Regions from separate parts of the Mus musculus genome. Here regions 1 and 2 are each linked to region 3. The links are chromatin loops, found by intact Hi-C in ENCODE. Cell type or tissue: heart. All regions are shown on one strand. Region 1 overlaps Smyd3 (SET and MYND domain containing 3). Region 2 overlaps Kif26b (kinesin family member 26B). Region 3 overlaps Kif26b (kinesin family member 26B).

The links. A loop is a pair of places that touch in the nucleus more often than their neighbours do. Peaks named below come from ENCODE experiments on the same cell type or tissue, not always from the same donor. Only the 100,000 strongest peaks of a DNase experiment are listed, where the experiment ranks them.
Region 1: a loop joins it to region 3, with 4 times the contacts of the local background. A loop is called at or near these places in 3 of 42 quality-filtered maps.
Region 2: it touches region 3 in a loop (2.2-fold over the local background); 2 of 42 quality-filtered maps call a loop at or near these places.

The regions. Positions count from the first base shown.
Region 1 is chr1:179,086,204-179,088,703 of GRCm38, forward strand. Smyd3 (SET and MYND domain containing 3) reads right to left here. Exons shown (of 12, transcript NM_027188.4): 8 at 121-231. Among named protein-coding and RNA genes, the nearest start is that of Gm31349, 240 kb to the right of the region's middle. In heart, a CTCF peak has its summit at 1,034 (motif pointing left); no DNase peak of the experiment used is centred here; H3K27ac peaks cover 317 bases.
Region 2 is chr1:178,793,852-178,796,351 of GRCm38, forward strand. The region is part of intron 4 of Kif26b (kinesin family member 26B); the gene reads left to right. Among named protein-coding and RNA genes, the nearest start is that of Gm46249, 19 kb to the left of the region's middle. In heart, no CTCF peak of the experiment used is centred here; no DNase peak of the experiment used is centred here.
Region 3 is chr1:178,529,279-178,531,778 of GRCm38, forward strand. It overlaps Kif26b (kinesin family member 26B), which reads left to right. Exons shown (of 15, transcript NM_001161665.1): 1 at 1-347; 2 at 1,111-1,512. The coding sequence starts at 285. Among named protein-coding and RNA genes, the nearest start is that of Kif26b, 1.4 kb to the left of the region's middle. In heart, CTCF peaks have their summits at 1,457 and 1,657; a DNase peak (open chromatin) is centred at 1,433; H3K4me3 peaks cover 2,500 bases; H3K27ac peaks cover 2,256 bases.

The DNA.
Region 1 (2,500 bases), 560 kb after region 3:
GTGCAGCAAGTGCCCTGTTCTACTTAGCTGTGCACTTTGGAGCAGTGTGAACACAGCCGAGCTCCCCAGACCCTTCAGACACCACCATGGAAAGCTTCAATCTGCTCTCATTCCACCTACCTTGTCCTGGGTTTGGCATCGGATGCAGTCACACTCAAAGCAGTACTGGTCCCTCAGCTGCTTCCGGCGTTCCTCGCTGGTCATCAGCATGTCCAGGTAGCAGATGGTGAGCTGTGGGAACCGAAGGAAAGGCTTGCATGACTGGTACACTCATTTGCTTCTACTGCTATCATCACTGCTAATGCTTAGAGTAAGACATCAATGGGAGGAAGAGAAAGGAGCCACCTACAGCCTCCTCCCCTGGCGACTGTAATGTGTCTTATTCTAGTCTGGCTCACTGTCAACATACAGACATTACATGCTTAATTTAAAGAATCACGTTTATAACCTGGACACAATTTTGTACTTTATCTTTGTCTTTTGTTTTTCTTCCATCAAACAGAAAAACCTCAGGAGTTATTTCATATTTACTGTCACTAAGGTTTGACCATAAATTCTATGACCCTTGATGACCAGAGAGGCCAGTTTCACTCTGTTCTGGGTCCCTGGTCTTCAGGTAACACCATGGGCATAAACATGTTTCCCCAACACACAAGAATCAAGTTCACAGTTATCAGAACTCTTCTCCCCTTCCTACTCACCTGCAGAGCCTCCCTAGTTAGGAGAGGAGGCAGTAGCTCTATTCATGTTGTCTAGACTGAACCCTTTGTGTCTCCCTGGACTCTAACATCCAAAACCATCAGGAAGTTCTGTTGTATCCACATTAACAATTCATCCAGAAGTGACCACTTTTAATCTTTCCCACTGTTACATCCCAACCTGGCCAACCACCATCTCAGGATGGTCTCCCCACCCCACCCTTGGCCCTTCTCTCCTAGAAGGAATCTCTGCATTCTACAATCTAGCCTTCACCACAATTGAAGTCAGACAGGCTTTCTTCAGTTTGAAATACTGCAATAGCGCCCCCTTTTGTCTGAGGAAAGCCAAGGTCTTACAGAGCAACCCGAGTGTGGCCTCTGGACTGCATAGGCTCAATGCTGAATTGGAGGAAGGAAATACAAAGTCCTCATTTAGAAACTTGTTTACTATTTGGTAAGAATGTGTGTGTGTGTGTGTGTGTGTGTGTGTGTGTGTGTGTGTGTGTGTGTGTTTCTAATGATAAAACGTTTTGTTATGGTTACTGTTTTTAAATATTCATTTTTCAAATTTGTCAAAAATATTAAGTCTGATGACCCAAGTAAAATATGGGTCTTTCATCACTGGGGACAGAGAAGCAAGAGCTTCATATAAGCTGCACCCACTCCTTTGAACGCATGGCCCTCCCTGTACGTTCCCTTCCCCCTTTTCCATGGCTCTTGCTGCTCTGGCTAGTCTGGCCTCTTTGTTGTCCCTTCATATTTTCCCTTCAGGCCTGAGTTCTCCCAGATCCACCAAGGTGGCCTCTCTGGTCCTCTTCCATTTCAATCAAATCCCATTTTCTCTAGGAGGCCTAACCTGCAGCCTATTTAAAATAACAACTGGCTCCTGCCACACCCAGCGCTCCTCCCCTCCCCCTTGTCTTCCTTTGCTTTACTCTGGTAATGGATACCAGCTTGTACTATACAGTATACATGACTTATTTATCTGTTTTCAAATGCAGAACATAATTATGGGTGTGGGGGAGTTGGGGATATTGCAGGGAGGAGGGGGCAGGGTTATCTGTTGAAAGACTTGACAAAATGCCCCAGAGCAAACACTCCATGTGGTTTTTCTTAACTGAAAACAAAGCACCCCGTGTCTACTAAACATGATTATACTTGTTTGAAGTCAAGGTAGGGCAGAGAAGGCCTCTGACAGAAAATGACTTTAAGGTGGCCTCCTTGAGGAGGAGGAAGTCTGGCCAGCCACATGGGTCAGACTCACTGTCACCAGGGTGACAGAAGACAGAACCTGAGCTGACTCCCTGGCTCATCACAGAGGCTCATGTTAGAAAGCTGTGGGTGCCTTCTTCCACAGAAGAACTAATGTCTGCCCCAAGAGTATAGATCTGGTCTTGCAGGAACACCTCTGGTGAGTGCTGCACTCCTGAAGTAACTGCAACAGAAAAAAACCTAAAAGGAGCTGGGATCTGCATTTGACCCGATTCAAGCCTGACTCTTTCACCTGGACTGCAGCAGGTACCCTTCTTGGGGTGGCAGTGGAGCCTACGAACAGAAGGAGCCTCTACAGCCCCACCGTGGAATATATACAGCACAAGCTACACAGAGCAGTGGTGGTGGCTGGCTCTTTTGGCTAAGACAATGGTCATCTTTTCATTTCCTCCATCTCTCTCTTGCATTTGAAGGCAGGGCAGAGGAGAAAGGGCTACAGTACAAGGCCAGTTCCCATGCCTTTTGGAGAACACCAGGTTCCACAGACCAAGCAACTAGTCTCAAAGCGTATATTCGAGAACATCTTTATC
Region 2 (2,500 bases), 260 kb after region 3:
GGTAATTTAGATATGGTTATTTTAGAGGCTTTTCGTAATTTTTGACTATTTGGTAACCATTAGACCATCTTCCTTGTGAATGAATACATACATTCTATAGAGAGTAGAGAGTGTGCCCTAGAGATTCAGAACTAGTGTGTTCCTTTCATCCCATTACTCAGAATACCACCTTATATGGCTTGGGGAATATACAAAATTAGATACACTGACTACTAATGTTCCAAGTCTGCCTTTCTCACAAACACTACTGTGTGTTGGGCACAGAGAGAAGAGAGATCAGCAAATTTCAGTCAAAACTTGGTTCATTTGACTGAAAGCTATTTGTTTGTTTGCTTGCTTGTTTGTTTTAAGGCTATCCATCTCAGATCCTCCTGATAGCCCTATGAACTAATAATTTGTCCAAACTCCTCCTGTAAATGATTCTTAATTCCATCACCATTTGTAGCTCCCTCTCTGTCCAATGAACCAGAAGTTAGCCTGTAAGGCATCTCTTCTTTAATCTATATTATGGTTTTTATCTTTATATGCAAATTGATCTATTTCCTCAAATTAGTGTATGGTCTTAAGAACCATGTTATTATTTCACTTTTCTGGTGTCTTGTGAGGACAATGAAAACACCAAAGGATGTCACAAATGGGAGACAGCTATGGGGACACCAGAACCAGTGCCTTTAAAAATAAACAACAGTGTGCATGTCAAATAAAATCTTACAAGATTTTCAACATACCAACTCCATAACAGTAAGGTTACTCTTTTAGAAATGGGACCACATGGGAGGGAGGATGAGTTCCAGGTCCCTCACCTCCAGAAGGCCCTGGTTTCAGTGGCCTCTGATTTCTACTGGATGAGAGAGGCATTTGGAGATAAGATCAGTGGCTCGGCATTTTGATGAGGAGGGAAGCATCCATTTTCATGGCTTTGACACTTTGGTCTCACCAGAGATTAGACACCACTAAGGTTCCTTAATCCCATGAATGGGGACTGTCTGGAGTTTGCATGGCCCAGTACCTTAGCTGCTGACTTTTTTGTTCAAGACTCTTTAGCAGCAATTTCCAGTTTCCACTCACACCTCTGGTGAGACCAAAGTGTCAAAGCCATGAAAATGGATCCTTCCGTCCTCGTCAAAATGCTGGATGGCTGCTGGCTCTTCTCTTGCCATTGTCACTGGTCCTAGTGTAAGGGTCACTCGGGGAGGCCAGTTCTTTACTACTTTCTGTGGTTTTCTTCACATGAAGCAAATTTTAAAAAGGCTGAGAGTAGAAGGCTGGCTGCCCAGCAGCGGGCAACAAATCCTCTCTCTTGAAGACAGATCCGGAAGGACACTGCACGTCCACTGTGTGTGGCTCCTTGGAGTCCTGGTGCCCACAGGAGAGTGGAGAGCGCTGGTGGCATCTGATGGTCCAGTCCTTACTTCTAGAGATAGGAAGTGGAGATTCCTAGTTCCAAGCTTCTGAGATGTTCCTTGCTCAGTGTTTTGATAAGTAGAACAATGTGCTTCCAGAGAAATTCTGTCAGTAGCGTCCATGTCCTTCTGTTTCACCAGGCTAAGCAGCCATTTTTATATTTAAGGTCTACATTTGGTTCAGTAGACAATGTGGCACACTGAAGGAGGAAAACTGGGCTCCAGATCCCATTGCCGACTATAGGACCATGAACAAAAATGCTGACTCTCCTGGATCATAGCCCGTCAGTGGTCCTGGTTCCAGTTGATACCAACAGGAATAGTTTATAAACTATAAAAGAGTGTTTAAAGTCTCTTTCCCTTCACTACTCCATAGAGTTATTTGCTCGGTTATTATATTAATGTGTTTTCTAACTTTCAACGTGTGAGTCTTTCCATCTCTTTAAACAGAGCAAATGGGAGATCTTGTTTTCTGCTAATTATTTCAGCCTTCTCCAGAGACTCATTTCAAGTCTCCTTCCACATCAAGCCATTAGGCCATTGCTTTGGACCCATCCACCAGCCATCAAAAAGCATCTTGTCAGGGCTGACATCCTGCCAAGTGCACCTCATTCTGACAGTTTCTTTGGTTTAAAAAAAATTTTTTTTATTATTTTGGTTTTTCGAGACAGGGTTTCTCTGTATAGCCTTGGCTGTCCTGAAACTCACTCTGTAGACCAGCTGGCCTCAAACTCAGAAATCCGCCTGCCTCTGCCTCCCAAGTGCTGGGATTAAAGGTGTGCGCCACCACATCCGGCAGTTTCTTTGGTTTTGTTCTTTTTCTTTTTTCCTGTTTTTTTAAATTTTTTAATTTTATTAACCATCTGCATAGATGAACTCTTTGCAACTTTTACTTTTTATTTTCTGCTAAGTCACACCTCTCCCAAACTTCAGACATTAGGATTCACTTAAAATGTTTTCTTTACTGTGAAAAGAATCAAGCATGCAGAATAATACATGAATATTGACAGATTCCCAGTTCCAAGACACATAACAAAGCCAACACCTATGCACCAACTGCTTGACCAATATCAACATAAGAGACGATCTTATGTTTC
Region 3 (2,500 bases):
AATGCTAGCGATCTGGATGTGACCGCGAAGAGAGGACGCGTGGCTGGAGGAGGCAGAGAGATGAGAAGACCCATTATTTGAGAACCACCAGCCGTTCCAACCTTTCCTGCAAATTGGTGCTATTACTTCTGGGGTCCATTTGCTTTCATTCTTCCCAACCCCCCATTAAGAAATCTTGACTTGAGGACCAACCCCTACCACGAGGGGGGACGCGTCTGGGTTGGCAGACCTTTTGGATGTAGCCTTGTGGGAACATTTAGACCCTTTCCTCTGGAAGAGCCACCATGAATTCGGTAGCCGGAAATAAAGAGAGGCTTGCGGTCTCCACCAGGGGCAAGAAATACGGGGTAAGTTGTGGCGGTGTCCACGAGGAGATGCGTTTCCAGGGACTCATCTGAGTGGGTGTCCTCTGCTTCCCGGGAGCCGGCGGCGGATGCAGGGTCCCCAGCTCTCGGGTGCACCGGCGTCCCCACGGCCGGCGGGGTCGTGCGTGCATGGAGGCGGGTCTGCAGCTCGCCTGGCTACGGGAATGTCTTCAGCCCTTGGTTCCTCCCTTTCCTCACACCCTTAACTTTTGCAGTATTTCGGGACTTGCAGACAGAGTTAAGCCGAGGGGGAGCATTTCCCAGGAATTCCTCTGCTCTTCCCTCGGATCGCTGCCCTGGAGCGGGGAGCCCGTTTGCTTTACCTGCAGGACCTGGGGTGGGGGCTGTTCCCCGAATGAGTAAACATCCAGAAGTCACAGTCACCCACCCTGCGATAGGGTGTTCTAGGACTGTGTACCTAGGCCCTTGCTGGGGTGGGTACCGGGTTTGAAAGAGTAGGGCGCTGGATTTCTGGGTGTTCTCGCAGAAGCTGCAGGATATCCACACCCCGCAAGCTCTTGTGCTGACCCCAGGAGGAATGGAGGGGGACCTGCGTGCGGGTCACTCTGGCGAGGGTGGGTGGGACAGGACTTCCTTAAGGATTGGTCACTTGAAGGATGGAGATAGATGGAGGGCAGGTTTGCATCAGTGCGGGCAGGACGGCGACCCCCCCCCCCCACCAGCCCTCCGCCGCACGGGGGACTGATGGCTCTACAGGGCCTGACGCCGCGCGTCTCTCCGGCAGGTGAACGAAATGTGCTCGCCCACCAAGCCCTCAGCGCCCTGCTCTCCTGAGAGCTGGTACCGCAAGGCTTACGAGGAGTCGCGCGCCGGCAGCCGGCCCACCCCGGAGGGAGCAGGCTCTGCGCTGGGCTCATCGGGCACCCCGTCCCCGGGCTCGGGCACCTCGTCCCCGAGCTCCTTCACCGGCTCTCCGGGACCTGCATCTCCGGGCATTGGTACCAGCTCGCCCGGCTCTCTGGGCGGCTCACCCGGCTTCGGCACCGGCTCCCCTGGCTCGGGCAGCGGCGGCGGCTCCTCCCCCGGCTCCGACCGCGGCGTCTGGTGCGAGAACTGTAACGCCCGCTTGGTGGAGCTGAAGAGGCAGGCTCTCAAGCTGCTGCTGCCGGGACCCCTCCCGGGAAAGGTGAGCTACTGCGGGGTGCTCTGCGGGAAGATGCGCCCCACCTTAGGATGCTGCCTCGAGGCGCCCGGGTGTAAGGCCCCTAGCTGAGCACCCGGCTTCGCGGCGCCAGGGGATGCCCCCAGTGGGTTAGCCATACAGGTTCTCCCTACCCTGTCTGCAGCAGCATGCCAAAGGGGGCACTAACAGCCAGCTGCTGCGAGTTCCAGGTTCCAATGGCTTATTTGTGGCTCTACCTTCCCTGCATCACAGAAACATATTTTCCAAAGCCAGCATTTCTCTCTTAACACTCCATGTGTCTAAGTGAGGAAGATTAAGAGGTGGCCCGCTGTAAGAGCTGAGCTACATCCTGACCTGCTCCTGGGCTTATTTAATAAGCACATTGGTTCCTCCATAGCAACCCCGTCTGCGTGGTTTGACCGGCCTGGAGCCCCCAGAGCGGAACACAATGCAGTTGTATTTGCACAGTTGGGTCCAAGTACTATCACATGATAATATTTACTCATCCACTTCAAAGAGTTTTTATCAGTGGTTCGAGAAAAACATCAAGAAAACCGCATTACTGGGGGGGAGGTTGCTGACACTGCTCAATGACATTTTCTGGTTTATTTTTTTGTGACTTTTGAAATGAAATATTGTGATTCCGAATAGCAGGGCTTAGGAGTAGCCACATCTGCTTGCCTCTTCTGCTTATCCATGCACACACATGGATGTTTTGTATACCAGGCTTCAATTACACAGACAGCCATAGACTGCTGTAAAATTTAAAACGGGAAAAGTCGCTCCCGGGAGAATTGGTTTTATAAATCTAGAACTTAATCTCGAGAATAATTAACTCTGGGTTATTGTCAATTTGGCATTTTTGTCGTTCCTTCATTAATCTTCCAGGACACCGCAAGAGTAAATCTCAGGGCCAGGATCCTCTCTCAGCCTTACACTGTCTTGATTTAACACCTTTCCCCAAACACAGACCTAGTTTCTTTTTTTCCAT